Linked DNA regions of Mus musculus: region 1 is linked to region 2. A link is a loop called in an ENCODE intact Hi-C map of the cell type or tissue named here. Cell type or tissue: heart. All regions are shown on one strand. Links, peaks and the distances in the headings refer to the core of each region. The heading gives the core; the rest is flanking DNA. Region 1 holds the start of Gm29903 (a long non-coding RNA gene). Region 2 holds the start of Prkcb (protein kinase C, beta).

Evidence for each region. Hi-C counts contacts between places; a loop is a spot of excess contacts. Peaks named below come from ENCODE experiments on the same cell type or tissue, not always from the same donor. Only the 100,000 strongest peaks of a DNase experiment are listed, where the experiment ranks them.
Region 1: it touches region 2 in a loop (6-fold over the local background); 8 of 42 quality-filtered maps call a loop at or near these places.

What each region holds. Positions count from the first base shown.
Region 1 is chr7:122,239,051-122,247,382 of GRCm38, reverse strand. Gm29903 (a long non-coding RNA gene) reads left to right here and starts at 3,130. Exons shown (of 4, transcript XR_869922.2): 1 at 3,130-3,437; 2 at 3,642-3,756. In heart, for the core only: CTCF peaks have their summits at 4,911 (motif pointing right) and 6,475 (motif pointing left); no DNase peak of the experiment used is centred there.
Region 2 is chr7:122,288,254-122,296,585 of GRCm38, reverse strand. Prkcb (protein kinase C, beta) reads right to left here and starts at 7,461. Exons shown (of 17, transcript NM_008855.2): 1 at 7,069-7,461; 2 at 6,042-6,073. The coding sequence starts at 7,241. It overlaps Gm51497 (a long non-coding RNA gene), which reads left to right and starts at 237. Exons shown (of 3, transcript XR_003946872.1): 1 at 237-365; 2 at 3,340-3,462; 3 at 3,854-5,950. In heart, for the core only: a CTCF peak has its summit at 6,313 (motif pointing right); DNase peaks (open chromatin) are centred at 6,785, 7,015, 7,275 and 7,515; H3K4me3 peaks cover 1,981 bases; H3K27ac peaks cover 915 bases; H3K27me3 peaks cover 3,964 bases.

The DNA of each region.
Region 1 (8,332 bases), core at 95-8,094, 49 kb after region 2:
GGGGCTGCCCACATTTAGGGCAGGTGTTCCCTTCTCAGTTAGCTTCTCCGGAAACACCCTCATGAGCGCAGCGAGAGATGTGTCTCCTAGGTGATTCTAAATGCAGTCAGGTTGGCAACAGAGGTTAACAATCACAGCCTGCTGTTCCTTTCTTGGATTTGCAAACCCACGTCTGTCACTGAAATGTGTCCTGAGTTAAGGCTGAGAGGAAATAAAAGGTGCCTGTAAGTCCAGCTTAGGACAAAGCAAATTCTAGCCTTGCTCCAAGTGGGATCACTACTCAAGCAGAGCGTGGGCATTATTGCCAGTCCTGTGCTTGGCACTACGTCTGGCTAAATAAACACCTTCCAACCATCATTCACCAACAATAATATTCACTTGCCTCCCTTTGTAGCAATAGGTGATTTTTGCTGCATAGGTGGCAGCAGAAGAAGGTTCTAGAAGGCCTGTGTAAGGTGTGAGGAAGTTGGCACAGCTTCTGCTATCCAACTGACTCCTGGGATCAGTGTGAGCCTTTGTGCTAGGAAGAGCCAAAGGAAGGCACTATAGACAAGGTCTTGAGAGTGTTTGGGGGTTTGCGGGTACATAGCACATTCTATTGGCCTGCTTTTCATTGCTGGAGCAAACTACCTCATTAAAAACAAAAAACAAAACAAAACAAAACATCTTAACCAACCTGGTGGTGCAGCTCTGTAATTCCAGCCACCTAGAAGGCTGGGACAGGAGGGTGGCAAATTCAAGGATAGTCTGAGCTACATAATGAACTTCTATCTCAAAGTAAAATGTAAAAAGAAGGATGGAGATGACGGCGATACATAGCTCAGTGGTGCATGCTTGACCAAGTTCAATACTCGGTACTTGAAACAAAACAAAGCAGACCTTAGTGGAGGAAAGATTCTCACTTGGGGCTGGTCTCTCAGTGTTTTCTGCCTGTGGTGGTTTCACTGTGTTAGTTAGAGACAGAAGAGCTTGAACATTGTATCAGAGTGAGTGGGGTGTGTGGTGGAGCAAGTAGAGCTAGTGACAAGAGGAGAGTGGGCAGAAGAGGGGAGGGGAGGGGAGGGGAGGGGAGGGGAGGGGAGGGGAGGGGAGGGGAGGGGAGGGGAGGGGAGGGACCTACGAGAATGGTTCCCGTTTGAATGCTTGGCCGCCACTTGGAAGAACTGGTTTGATCTTGTACCAACCTTTCGCAGGCAGTCACAGTCACTGTGAGTTCCTGGGTGCAGCTGTCCTGTCACATCTAGAAAATATTGTCTCACCCCAAGCTTCCTTCGCCTCTGGCTCTTACAGTCTTTCTACCTCCTCTTCTGTGATTGCTCCTAAGCCTTGGAGAGAAGGGGAGCTATACAGATAACCAAGCTCTACACACACACACACACACACACACACACACACACACACACACACACACACAGCAACTGGGGCTCGTGAGTGGTTCAGCAGGGAAGGGCACTGGCTGCCGAGCCTGACCAGCTTGGTTTGATCTGGAAATCCACATGTTGGGAGGAGCGAACTGACTTGAGCGGATTGTCCTCTGATCTCCACACGTCGTGACCACACTAGATAAATAAATGCAACACATTTAGAAAAAGAAAAGCAAACAAACAAGAAACAAAACTCTGAGAATGCTTGGGTTGTTTGACTGCTATTCATTTATTTCATTTTATTTTTTATCACCAGTGCTGTCTGTAAAACTGTATGGATGGGAGATAGGTGAGAGCAGAACAAGCAGCCAGGGTAGTAGTGCCTAGGCCAGGCCTGCTGGCTAGTGTGTCCCTTGTCCCTGCCACCCAGTGCTGGGATTACAGCCTGCGCTGCCAGAGGTGACCATCCAGAGACTGCCCCACCCAGGGATCCATCCTATAATCAGCCACCAAACGCAGACACTATTGCTTATGCCAGCAAGATTTTGCTGAAAGGACCCTGATATAGCTGTCTCTTGTGAGGCTGTGCCAGTGCCTGGCAAACACAGAAGTGGATGCTCACAGTCAGCTATTGGATGGAACACAGGGCCCCCAATGGAGGAGCTAGTGAAAGTACCCAAGGAGCTGAAGGGGCCTGCAACCCTATAGGTGGAACAATAATACGAGAGCTCGTGTCTCTAGCTGCATATGTAGCAGAAGATGGCCTGGTTGGCCATCATTGGGAAGAGAGGCCCCTTGGTCTTGCAAACTTTATATGCCCCAGTACAGGGGAACGCCAGGGCCAAGAAGTGGGAGTGGGTGGGTAGGGGAGGGGGGGTAGGGGACTTTTGGGATAGCATTTGAAATGTAAATGAAGAAAATACCTAATAAAAAATTGGAAAATGTTTTTAAAAAGTTATGGATTTGAAAGAAAGCAAGAAGGAGGGGTATATAGGAAAAAGAAAAAAAAATGGGTGATAGAAATTGAACTTTGGTATTCCTGCTTGAATGTCAAGCCGCTTATAGACTGAGCCAGCTCTCCAGCCCCTCCTAGGTATTTCTTATCTAAATTAATCGATAAGGAGAGCAGGAGACTGTGAGACCAGGAGACTAGTTGAGTGGGGAGGGGCAGGAGACCCAGCTCCCAACTCCCAACTCCCAACTCCCAGCTCCCAGCCGGGCTGTTGTGGAGGAGCCTTGCTTCATCAGCCACACACGATCAGAACTCGCTTCTATTCTATTCACGTCTGAACCCACCATCTCTCTTAAGTTTAACGGAAACTCAAAATGAATGTAGTTTGCTTGATGACTGAGAAAATGAAGACTTGGGGAGGAAATTGAAGAACCAAAACCTCAACCCCCATTCTAGAGATGCAACTGAGCCGAGACTCTCAGCACCCCCAGAGCATTGTTTTCAAAGGAATTTAGAAAATATAAAAATAAAAAAGGGTTAGGTGTAAGAAACAAAGACTGAGCTTTGCATTTGAATGTGGTGCCAATCAGCCTTCGTTACTGGGAACACAACACTGCACCATTAATGGAGGGAGCTTTGCAACTGCTCATTAGTTCTCCAGATTCAGGGCTTTATTCTAAGGGATGCTCAGAAGCCGAGGATGCACCAGTGACCACCAAGTGTCTCCCCGGAGACAGGGGCTGCTCCAGGGAGTGACTGCGCTCTGTCCCCTCCCTTCCTTGCTCACTCACACGGTCCTCCAGGATCCTCTGCTGAATCCCCCGGGGCTGTGGGATGTTAAAGGGCTGAACGAGCAATAGAAAATTCTAGATTAAGACATTCCTGTGGGGGAAGTTAGGACTCTGAGAAGACAGAAACACAAACCAAATCTTCCAAGGGGTGGGGGGTGGGGGGGAGGAAAGCCTGCTTTCCACACTCCAGTCAGTGAAGTGGGCGGCTCTGGATGGGCAGATGGCAGCAGGGAGACAAGACGCGCAGCAAGGCCACCATGCTGGGCTAGATCATCAGACGACAAATTCAAAGATCAAATCTCTGCCTGAGAGACGGGACATTTGGAGCAGGTATAACATTGGGTTAGACGGAAGGTTTCAGCGGATCAGATATGTGTGAAAAGTTTTCAGGTTTGAAGCTCAAGAGGAGCACTGGTGTGGATTGTCCGTGCCAAAGGTCCACAGATGGACCTGGGCCTACCTGGTGGGGTGAGGCTTTTTCTTCCAGGCTTCAGAGGAAGCAGGGGGCTTCTGTGACGTGTTTGTGTATTACAGGAACACTATGCCTTCCCAATGAGATATCACTCGGTGCGCCCAGGAAAAATAAGGAGAAGGCACTTTGTTGAAGATGCACTCCACTGGCCTGGCACTCTATGGCTGATACCCAGAGGTGAGTGGGCCTTAAACAGACGGCTTTACTAATTTGTGTTCCACATACCTTGTCGATATTGTGTTTGTCAGGGTTCTCTAGAGTCACAGAACTTATGGAATGTGTGTGTGTGTGTGTGTGTGTGTGTGTGTGTGTGTGTGTGTGTAATTTATTGGAAAGACTTGCTGCAGTCCAACTAACCCAACAATGGCCAGCTGTGAACAGGAAGTCTAAGAATCTAGTAGTTGCTCAGACTCAGCTGATCTGTTGTATAAGCTGGAATTCTGAAGAAGTAGGCTTCCATAGATGTGCTGCAAAATGAGTGTGAACCCCTCCCTTCTTCCGTTGTTCTTATGTGGGCCTCCAGCAGAAGGTACGGCCCAGATTAAAGATGTGCCTCAAGATCTGAATTAAAGGGGTGTGTCTACCCTAGATTGGATTTTATTGCTGTGAAAAGACACCATGACCATGGCAACTCTTATAAAAACAAACATGTAATTGGAAATTACAGTTTCAGAGTTTTAGTTCATTATCATCATGGTGGGAAGCATGGCAGCATGCAGGCAGACATGGTGCTGGAGAAGAAGAGAGTTCCACATCTTGTTCCAAAGGTAGCAGCAGGAGACTGTCATCCACAGGCAGTCAGGAGGAAGGTCTCTTCTGCACTGGGCAGAGCTTGAGCCCTAGGAGACCTCAAAGCACACCCCCACAGTGACACACTTCCTCCAACAAGACCACACCTATTTCAACAAGGCCACACCTCCTAATAGTGCCACTTCCTGTGGTCCAAGCATATTCAAACCACCACAGTGTCCACCCAGATCCAAAGATTGTGTCATCCCACCTTAGGATCTAGATCAAAAGCTGTGTCTTCCAGTCTCAAGATCCAGATCAAAGACATGTTATCTTCCTGCCTCAAGATCTGGAGCCCAGTGAGCCCTCCATTTCTGAATCGTGTTTTATTCCAGACAACCGAGAATAGCCATCAGAGATACTATACACATTTAAATAGAGTGACATGGGAAATACATATTCCAGCTTTATACAGTTGGTAACTGCCTGTCGGTAAAGATGGCACAACCTGGTTAGTTGATTGATGCTGCCATACACAAGCCTGCTACTGTACTGGCTTGTATTTGTGGAGCTAAACCATGGTTGCTATGTTAGATGCTTCCACTAGAGGGTGCCTGCAAACCTCTGAGTGGGGCTGATAAAATAGGCTCAAGAGGAAAGGATGTTTTCTTTCAGGTGTCAGCAACCTACAGGCAGTGTGCCAACATTGCCTGTCACAGAATGAATAGAGGTCTTGTTTTATTGTTGTGTTTTTGTGGGGTGGAGGGGGGTTATTAGGGATTGAACCCAGGGCTTTGTATGTGTGAGGTTAACACTCACCACTGAACTATATCCTTTAAAAACAAACAAACAAACAAAAACCTTGTATACTGAGACAGGTTTCACTCTATAGCCCAGGCAGGCCTTGTGATCTACCTGCCTCGACCTCCCATTCAGCTGGGACTACAGGTTTGCACCACCAGGCTTTGGCTAAATAAAGTTTTCTTGGAACTTCCCTTTTTATATTCATTTCCTTTTGATTCGAGGCGGCTTTCACACGACAAAGGTAAAACTGAACAGTGGTAACAGAAATATCACAGTCCTCAAAGCCAAGAGCATTTACTGTATATTCTTGACAGACAAAACTTGCTCTCTTCATTCTAGATGCACATACGCTCCAAAATGGTCTGTGTGCCTGAAAAGAACCTACGTAAATTCATAATTATGACAGCTTCATAAGGTAGATAGTATAATTATCCCCACTGCATGGACTTTAAACTGAGGCATGGAGACACTAGATGTAATTCCCAGAGTCCCATGGCCAATAACAATTACTTGAGTTGAATCTTGAATCCCAATAGTATGGTCCTAGAGGCTGCTCACTAAACAACCACTGAAAATGCCTCCTAAAGTTTGTACAAAGGGTAGAGAACCCCAAGATAGCCACACACAAGACATTCTTAGCAGCACGGAAAGATGGAGCTGCAGCGTCGAGTTTCCAAATGATGGATGATATGTAGCTTCCAAGCTGGGACCCAGGCAGCTCACAGCCAAGTGCAACAGCAGAAATAAAGTAAGTGATGCCAACCACGCCAGCAGGAGATTGTGTTTCACTAATGTACTCTTTTGCAGGGGTTACTGTAGAGAGCTCATCAAAGTGAGAGGTTAAGGGGCTGGGAAGACAGCTCAGTCAATAAAGTGCTTGCTCTGTACCTATGAGGATATGTGCTTGGATCCACAGCACCACATAAAAGTCAGGTGTGGCTTGCAGCCACCAAGCAGACCCCCTGGAGCCCACTGGGCAGCCAGTAGTCTAGTCACACTGGTGAATCCCAGGTTCAGGGAGAGGCTCCGTATCCAAAAGATAAGGTGAACAGTCATTAAGAAAGACATCTGATCTAAGCTCTGATCACACATGCACATGTACACACAAACACAAAAAGATAAGAAAGGAAGGTCAGAGGCACAGCAGGTGCCTTACTGTGATTTACACTCTAGCATAGAACCAACATGCCCTCCTTTCTGAGTATGCAGTCGTCAGCAGAAAGAACCCAAGAGACGGGCTGCTGAGATGGCTCAGAGGTTAGCACTGGCTGTTCTTCCAGAGGTCCTGAGTTCAATTCTCAACAACTACATGGTGGCTCACAACCATCTGTCTATAAAGGGATCTGATGCCCTCTTCTGGCATGTTGATGTATATGCAGCAGAACACTTACACATAATTTTTTAAAAATAAAAAATAAAAACAAAACAAAAACCCCAAGAGACAAGGCTGGAGGGTGAATGCTAGGATGCAGGAATATTGAGAGCTGGGTGGAAGATGCTCACCACACAAACATCTCCAGTAGCCACAATAGTGTAAGAAGCCTAGAAGTGAAAGGCAGATCCCCTGGCTTCGATTCCCACTGCTCAGAGTTCACACGGCTTGTAACTTTGTATGAAGCCATTTTTCAGAGCTGCTGAGAAACAACCGGCTGGCCAATCCCCACCAGACTCTATCTGAAGATTGCAACAATGTTGCCCCCCCCCTGCTGGGTGAGTTTTATTCTCAGCTAGGAGACAGAGCCCAGTAGACTTCTTGGCATCTGGAGAACGGCAAACTCCTCAATGTTATCAGCTACAGCTATTGTAGAGAGGCCTTGAACACCAACCCTGAGGTGCCTGAGAGAAATGGACACATTAAGGATACAGATGCTAGTTTTACATTGCTGGAGAGTGCTGGTGGCACACTCTTAGTTAAGCTAAAGGGGCTCAGAGCAGGTTTGGAAGACATATGGTGAATTTGCATATAATGCATAAACTCTCAGAAGGTCTGGGGATGTTGGCCAGGGTAAGAGTACTTACCTAACATGCGTGAGGCCCTGTGCTCCATCGCCAGCTCAGGGGAGGAAAAAAGTATGGGTTTTTTTCCTGACCAATTTCAATATTCTGTTTGTGAAAAAAGGGTAAAAGGAGAAAAGTTTGGAAGTTACAAGAAATAATGTTTTTAAAATGGAAAAAAAAAAGTGAATCGGGCAGTGGTGGCACACAACTTTAATTCTAGCTCTCAGGAGGCAGAGCCAGGGGGACCTCTGTGAGTTTGAGGTTGACTTGATCAACACCGTGAGTTCCAAGACAGCCAAAGCGACACAGGGAAACTCTCTCTCAAAAACTCAAAAAAGTAAAAAATAAAATGTTAGTGTGTGGGGGGGTGCATATACATGGGTACAAAGGCCTACACATATCAAAAGAGGGGTTGGATCCCCTGGAGTTGGAATTAGAGGTGATGGTGAGTCCCCTGACTTGGGCACTCAAGACAGAACTGTGTCCTCCAGAAGCACAACAATGACTCTGAACTGCAGAGCGGTCTCTCCAGGCCTGGAAATCATTCTTACTTCTGGAATTGGCATAGCGCTAGATTGCTATTGTAACAGAGACCCACAACTATAACCAGTTACTGTGACAGAGACACACAGTTATACCTGCTTACTGTGACACAGAGTCACAACTATAATCATCAATGTGACAGACACACAACTGCAGTTATTGAAGCAGAGGTCCATAACTATAGCTAGTTGCTGTGACAGAGGCACACATCTATCACCAGTTACTGCGAGAGACACACAATTGTAGCCAGTTACTGTGACAGACACAGAACTGCAACCAGTAACTGTGTCAGACGCACAGTGGTAGCCAGTTACTATGACAGACACACAACTGTAACCAGTTTCTCTGACACAGCCACAGCAGAGGATTGGGTTATCTCATTTTATTCTCTCATCGAAAAGGCAACACTAACTTGGCAGCTCCCTGGAGTTATCTGGAGCTAAGGATCCCTCTTTTATTTTTGCATAATTTCAAAGTGCAAGTTTGTTCACATTTACTATATGTCTGCAGAGCCCTGTGGTGTTTGAATAGGTGTGGCCCCCAAAGACTCATGTGTGTGAAAACTTGGCCATAGGGAGTGGCGCTATTAGGAGGCATGGCCTTGTTGGAGTGGGTGTGTCTTATTGGAGGAAGTGTGTCACTGTGGGGGTGGGATTTGAGGTCCCCTATGCTCAAGCTC
Region 2 (8,332 bases), core at 86-8,085:
AAACTGTAACCCCTAGACAAAAAGGGAAGTCAGCTCATTATCTGAGTTACTGTGGGGATCTGGAGCACTCTGGCTGTCACGCTAAGACTTCATCTTGAGGTCCCTTGTCTAAGGAGTCTCTCCTGATAGGTAACCATACAAAGAGAAAGCTGGGGGCTCCCCCAAGAATGTCTCTGAGATAATGCATATCTTTACATACATCACAATGCAGGTTGTTAGCTCTGGATCCTTGACAACTCAGAATGGAGAGTGAGAATTTGGGCTGCTTAATTCTTAGCTAGAATGACCCCAACTCTACCTTGAAACATTTCATAGGTTAGCCTCTCATGAACCATTCTCATAGCATCTGGTAGATTTCCATCAAGGTAAAATTAGATATTGGTTAAAAAAAATCATTTGTTGTAAGTCATATCTCTCCTTCCTATACTACCACATGAGGGACGTTCAGAGTAGCATTCAATGTTGGGTGCTGTCATCTAAACTTATTCCACACACATAGAAGTTAGTGACTGGATACGTTTTTAAAGGACGCTTGGTTGGATGGATAGAAGGATAGGATGGATGCTGTATGCATGCACGCATGCATGAATGGATATGTGAGAATGTAGGTAAACGGGTGTGTATGGTTAAAAGACAAATTTCCTACAGGCTTTTCAAGCAGACATCACACTTCCAAATGTCATACATAAACACTGGGGATGCTGTAGTCTCCATAAAAAAGGTCTAACATTCCATCTATGGAATATCACACAGCTTCAACTAGAGAGACTGAATGAATGAAGTCAATAATTTCATACTACAAAAAAAAAAAAAAATCTGGAAACTGGCAAGGGCCCTGGCATTGGAAAGCATCAACCTAGGAGGTGAACTTTCTAGCTCGTCCTGCTGCCTACCAAGAACAGACTGGTCTGCAGAATCAGAAGAGCAGACATGAGTTTGAAGTGGTACTTGATGACGGAACTCTGCATGGCTGAAAAGTAGCACCATGCATAATCTCAAGCTTATGACATACAGATCTATTTTTGTATGTGTGTGCACATGTGCGGTGGGGATGGAAATAGAGACAGAGAGGAAGAGAAACAGGGAGAGGCCGAGGAAGGGAAGACTCCAATATCAACATGGATGTCAGTCATTTTCTCTTTAAGATTATTTTTTATTATCTTGAATTATGTGTATGGGGCAGGGCACATACATGTGAATGCAGGCACCTACAGAGACTGGAAGCATAGTGTCCCCTTGGAGATGCAGTTACCAGTGAGTCACCTGCTGTGGGTCACCTGCTGTGGGTGATGGGAGCTGACTCTGGGTCCTCTGCAGGAGCAGTGTACTCTCTGAGTCGCTAAGCCACCTCTCCAGCCCTATATAAATTCACATCAAATGCTCAGCTGTCTCTGACCAGTCACACTCTCGTGGCTTTGCACGCTGATGCTGATGCACTATCTACATGCTTATCTGGACCAGGTGGGGCCTGGAGAATCACTAGTATTGGAAATAATATATTTTTGTATTAGTGTCAAGAACTTGTTTATCACACCAACCATATTTCCAAAGGTCATATTTTCTGTATTTACTTGGGAAGGTCTTCCACTGTTCAGTAACGAAGCTTCAGGGGAAGGGGAAAAGCCACCCAGGCCATGGTTACCACTTTGCAGTGTGCCTTGCTGATTCTCAGTTGACTGAGAAAGTTCAACCCATACTACTCAGTGTAACAATATAAGTACCCAGAGACAGGTGTGGCAAAATGAAATGACCTTTGAGTTAATATTTCCCATGTCCTTTTGTTTTTCAAGGTGGAGGATAGCACCCAAGACCTTGCATGTACTTCCACTGAGCCACCCCTAGCCCCAATTCATATAATGGTTGATTATTGTTTTAATTGCATATTCTAATCTGTATATGTTAACAATAAACTACATTAAAACTTGTCTTCTATAGCGTATCTATTGAGGGAAGACGACAGCTGTAGGTTCATGTGACACTTAGTTTGTTTTCTCTCTTTTTTAAATAATTCAAACAAGAAGTTAAAGACATGTTTTCGAATTCACCAAGGGAAGGTAAAAGGGCTTTCTTGTTAGAATCCTTAAGTCTAGTTCTTTATAGTCAGAAAAACAGTGGCCCCGGGCTTTTTGAGAGTCCAAGGCAAGTTCAGATCTTTCTCATGAGGGAAACCGTGTGCTCTGGGCCCAGACACTGAAGTATCTACTGGCTGGATTACCCTAAGTCTCATAGAAACACACCCATCTGAGCACATGAAACAGGCACAGTCATTTCCCGAGTTCCAGTCAGCTCTGCCCTGCTTCGGCACACTTTCCCACCATTAATCAAGTCCTGACGATCATCTTACTTTGAGTTGTTTACTCTCACGGTGGATATTTCTCCTTAGCTACTTACTTTACCCCAGAGCTCTACAAAGGAGACACTGTGTCCTCTTTCACCAAGATGGCGAGCAAGGTTACAGTGTGGGGATGGACTCCCCAAGGTCACACCGTGAGCAGATAGAAGATGAGGGATCAGAGTCCACGTCTGTCTGGTTCCAACCACGTGCTTTAAACACCTAGATCTGAACATCTTAATGCTTCTCTATTTCTACTGAAATGACTTCCTTTAACAAAAAAAGAGAAAAGTTTCCTCTCTGCCAAACTGCAAAGTCTTTCTTTGGATAAAAGTTGAAATCCTCCCAGTGATTAGTGAGTTGATTAGAATTTAAGCACAGCGTGCAGGTTCTAGGGTTGTTAAAAGAGTGCCTTGGAGAAAGAAAGGTTTGTCCTGTGGCATAATGGGTCCCATTTCTAATCCAAAATTGTGTGCAATTTCACAAGAGGGATCCTCTGTCAGCTGAGGCATTATCAAAGAGAGAAGGAGGAGGGTGGGTAAATCAGTGGCAGTTAACCGAGAGTTTTGTCCTTTAGCTGTACAAAAGCCAGAAGTCTGTTCTTAAGAAAGCTTCCCAAGTCTATAAAAATCTGTGGTTCCCTGTGGTTCCTGGATGCTCTGTCCTGCACCCCGATTTCCATGACAGCTACTGGAGCATTGGGGCAGTGACAAGGGCATCTTAATCTTGGGATCCTCCCACACCATCCTGAGGGGTTAGCCAATCTCTGCTTCCTCCACCTTTGAGATGGAAACATCCTTCCCTCCCTCCGCTGTTGGCTGGGAACGTGCTACCTGAGCTGAACACTACTGTCCTCTAGGTTTGCTCGGAACGAGACGTGGACATTCATTGGGTTCTACTCTAGCCAATATATACCGAGTATATAGCCAATTCTCTCTAGGCAACATCCCTAAGAGCCACTGAAAATGATGTGTCTTTTGACTTCTTTTGTCCCTTTCCTGTCCCAGCTGGCTAAAAGGAGGCCTGGTGCCTGGAGAATCCAGTATCTTCTTGAGCTGTGAGATAACTATTGCTCCCTGGGACAGCATCATAGAAAACTGAAGGACCAGATCTCTGAACTGTTGACTTAGGTAAAAGAATAAACTCTGTTTGTTTTCTATTATAATGTTGGTCCTACTTTAAGTAAATTCACTTTAAGGTAAGATATCAGGCACCAGGTACTGAAAATAATCCTATAAAAGGAGCTCGTCTGTGGTTCCAGAATTAGTTCCAAGCAACACTGGGTACCAGTGATAAACTCCCTCCCTGCCTTCTAGGCTGTGTCCCACTCTAAGCAGCTCAGCTCAGGGCCCATGAATCTACCCCACCCCCTCCTTCCTCCTACCCACTCCAAGTCAGATGGAGTAGCCCATCAACGCAGTAACAGAGGGCCAGATGTTCAGAGAGCTAAGGGGTGAAAAAATGAAAAGAGAAATGATTTTGAAAATACCTTTCACCCCTCCCCTTTCCTTTTGTTCCCAGGAACCCAGGGAGTCGAGCACACGAGGCAAACGCACTGCCAGCTTCTGAAAAAGTCTTATTCCTAAAGTTAATCATACTTCTTGAAAACTTTCATTCTGATTTTTTTCTCATTGTGCCAAAAAAAAAAAAAAATCCTAGGCTTTGAATAAAAGGATCTCCTGCTCCATATGTGCAGTCCCCCGCACATTCCAAAGCTGACTTTCCCAGCCATCAATAACAGAGAGCAGGTGGCACAGGAGAGCCACAGAAGCAGGGTTTAAAAAATCACCCCTGACCTCGACAAGAGACAAAAACAGAAACCAATTCATGCGAGTGAAAGGCAACCTCACAGATTCCACATTCCCCACACCGAGCCACTCTCGGTGCTGTGTTTAAGAGAGACAAGTTCTAGAAAACCATCCAGACGGTGCCACTGGCCTGACTCGTTGCCACCGGCAGGGACTTGGCAGTCCTTCCATGTACTGTATAAAACTGAGGCTCTGGATCTCAGCAGAGGAGGCTGGAAACTTCCTGTCCCACTCCAGAACTCAGTAAAAGCCTTCAGCTTAGGGCAGCCAGGCCCATGCATGTCCCAAAGCCACCTCTGAGCACTGGGGTCTTTTGATTTTGCATGCAGCGCAATGGTGCAAAGCAAAGTTATCCATGGGCACTACTGTCTCACTTCAGGCTATTCCACACCCACACGCTTTCCTCTCCAGATTTAAGGCCAGTTCACAGGGTGGAGGATGGCAATTCGACCCTGAGAATACCTGTATTCCCAACACCTGGGAGACTAACAAAGAAAGACAGAAAAGCTTCCAGGACAAGGTCAGTCTGGGCACAAAGTGAATCTGAGTGAGAACGGGGAAGGGGGGGATAGGAAGGGGAGGGAAAAGGTAGGAGGGGGAGGAGGTGTTGGGAGGAGAAGATGCAGAACCACTTCTGACCAAACCCAACCACACCTGGCTTAAAGGGAGAGAGAGGGGCAAAACAACCCTGTAAATTCAAGAGGCAAAGGGGGTCAGAATTGTAGAAGGCCAGTGTTGAACAGAGACATAGCCTCGAATGTCTGCTCATTGGTAAAGGGATGACCTCAGTTCCAAATGATCGATTCAGCATGAAAGTAGAGTCAGTATTCAACAAGTTGAATGCTGTGTGTGTGTGTGTGTGTGTGTGAGAGAGAGAGAGAGAGAGAGAGAGAGAGAGAGAGAGACAGAGAGAGAGACAGAGAGAGAGACAGAGAGAGAAAGACAGAGAGACAGACAGACAGAGACAGACAGACAGACAGACAGACAGACAGACAGACAGACAGACAGAGACAGAGACAGAGACAGAGACAGAGACAGAGGGGAGAGAGAAATTCACAAACTATTTATGGCATTCTAAGGGTTAAACAAGGCCACATCTTTAGAGATTCAATTTAAAACCTATCTTTCCCCCTCTCCCATTTTGCATCAGAGCCTCTCTGGAACAAAGCAGGCACTCTCCTGAGCTACATTCCTCAGTCCACAGTCCATCTTGTAGGCACAAACCCTAGAGATAAGAGAGGCCACCAAGTCTCTGATATTTGATTAGGTACCCCTGGTTAAAATCATGGCTCTTGAGCTAGAATCAAGAACCCAGGTAAGGAGTCTCTTGGAGTCCTTCTTGTGCCTCCTCAGATGTTAAAAAGGGCAACCTCAGGCAGGATCCCAGAGGCACCCCATCTGGAACCACCGCTTTCAAAGAGAGAGGAGGCCCAGGGGAAACCACAGTTGCTTTTCTAGGGGGATGCGCCATCTGCAGATGGCAGCCACCTGCAAAGCAGGGGAAAGAGGCAGACCCTCCTACTGGGAGGTAAGGGAGAGCAATGAGCAAGAAAGGGCTGGAATTAGGAAGAAAGAGGTTCCCTCCACACACAAGAGTCCTTGAAGACATTTCATTTCTTAAGCAGGGCTGGCAGTCCTGAGAGAATGCTCAGATAGCAGCGGGATGGATGCACTTTTTGACTTTTAGGGCCTTCCAGGAGCTCCACTGGCCTTTCCTGGATGGTGCATCTCTGGCCCAAATACACACCCCTTAAAAGGACCCTTTGGTGGTGAAGGATTCCTAGCCTGGGAGGTCACTCTGACAGGCAGGATTACTTCACTCTGCCTAACTCGGCCACGTCTTTGAAGTCTGTATTACTCTCTCTTCCCACCATCGGCATCCACAGCGCCACAAAGCCTACCTTGACACTGGAATCCCTGCTTCCCGAAGCCCCTGTAAAAGCACAAGAGGGAGTATCAGTCTGAGGGGTCCAGTTACCAGCTAGTTTCACACAGTCGCCCTCTCCCTTCCCACTGTCCCTCTACCCCAGGGGCAACCTCCTAGCTACAGCCTGGTCTCCAAGGTGTCTTCCACCTTGGATGGGATTGGGAGGTACACTACCGGAGCTTGGCAGTAACCCCCACCTCACATCTCCCCTGCAGTACAGAGGCGACCACGACCACCAGGTGGCAGGATGCGAGGGTGCATTTCCGCCCGGGTGGGGGCGGAAGGCGGGCTGGATATTTGCCCAAGGAGATGCCGGGAGTACCCTCAAGGAAAGAGAAAAGGACCTGTCTAGGGGGAGGATGATAGGGACTTCACCACGGTGGTAACACCTGAGGGGCTAGGGGGCGGGGGGAAGGTCCCCCCATGCTTGGAGGGGCAGAGGGAAGAAAGGGGCCCTGCAGCGACTTGAGGGTGAGAACCAAGGAATGAAAGGGGTGCTCAAGACTCTGGAGGCGAAGTAAGAGATAACCCAGGGCACTGCTCTAGGGACGCAGAGGGAAGGATGCTCCACGCCCCGGGGAAGTAGAGGACACCCCAGAGAGCTGCCCCGGAAAGGAGGGGTGAGGGTGAGAGCTCCTCGAGCCCGGAAGGAGGCAGAAAGATCGGGAACCTCAGGCGAGAAAGACACCCGCGGAGCTGCCCTGCCGAGGAGGGACAGCCACACTGAGCCCTGAGCCAGGTGTCGAAAAGGCGCCTGCAGCGCTGTCCCTAGGCGCTCGGGCGACAGAGTGCAAGAGGGCAGAAGGCGCCTGGCGGCCAGCCGTCTGGGAGCAGAGAACCCAGCACCTGAGGGACTGGCCATCCGGGAGCGCAGGGCATAAGGGTCCAGCGGGATGGGGGTGATCACACGGCTCCTCCCCCCGGGGGCAACAACAGGGGTCCCCATGCGTGTCGCTGCCCTCTAGGGCCCCAGGCAGGTGGCCCGCGCGGCGCACTCTCACCAGATGAAGTCGGTGCAGTGGCTGCAGAAGGTGGGCTGCTTGAAGAAGCGGGCGGTGAATTTGTGGTTCTTCACCTCGTGCACGTTCTTCTGCCGGAGGGCGCCTTTGCGGGCGAAGCGCACTGTGCTCTCCTCGCCCTCGCTCGGCGGCGGCCCCGCAGCCGGGTCAGCCATCTTGCGCGCGCGGGGACTGGGGGGAGCCCCGAGAGGTGGCGGCCCCGGGGCGGCGGGACCGCGGGGCTGCAAGCCCGGAAAGGCGCGGGACTAGGCGGCCGCTGCTGCCGCCCGGGGACCGCAGGGCCGCGCTGCCCCTTCGCGCCGGCTCTGGCGGCGGCCGCGCGCGCGTAGCTGGGCTGTCACTCGCCCAGCTGCTGCCGCTGGTCCAGCTGTGCTTGGCACCGCTGGCCCCAGCTGCGGGGGAGGGAGGCGGAGCCCCAGTGTAACCCCGCCTCCCTCATTTGCATGAAACCCAGGCCCCGCCCAGAGCCGCCAGCTGCTTTACATATCGGCACCACCAGTACCACCAGCAGAGACACACACAGACACACACACACACATACACGTACACCGCAACCCGCAGGCCTCCCAGCCAAGTGTTCTTAGCCGCAGCGCTGCGGCGCGAGGACCGCAGTCTGCGCTGGACAGATCTGAGCCGCGCCCCTGGCACCCTGTCCTAGGCCCTGGGGTGCGTTAAGATGAGCACCTCGGTTGATCCAGCAATGACCAAACGCCTAAGGACCCAAGGGGCTCAAGGAGATGAGGGTTGAACAGGCTGGAAGCAGCCAGTTTCACCTTGGCCTCTGCAGAGACTGGTACCCAGCACCCTCCATCCATCATCCCATTGGTCATTCGGCATGCGTCTCCTGGAGGGATGGGCTTTCATTGTCACTCATCCGGAAAGGCCTGTGGCCACACACACACACACACACACACACCAAGGTCTGCAGAGGTAGGGGAGGACTATACATATATGCATATGTATATATGTATATATCCACCACAAAGACTTGTCTCCACTTGCTCGAACACTTAGAACTCTCTCCACAAAAAGACAGTTTCCCCAACCCCAAAATGGCTGGGCTAATGATGACAGGAGACAAATTTAATAAATGAGCGTTTCCCTACATTTCATTCACTTTTGTCCCTTCTGGTCATACTTGTGCAGTCTGTTAAAACAAAAGTCTATGTGATTGGAAATACCTAGGTTTGTGTGGGTTAAGATCTCCCCAGGTGCTGTCCTCACACCTGGGGCCTTCTTGTATTTG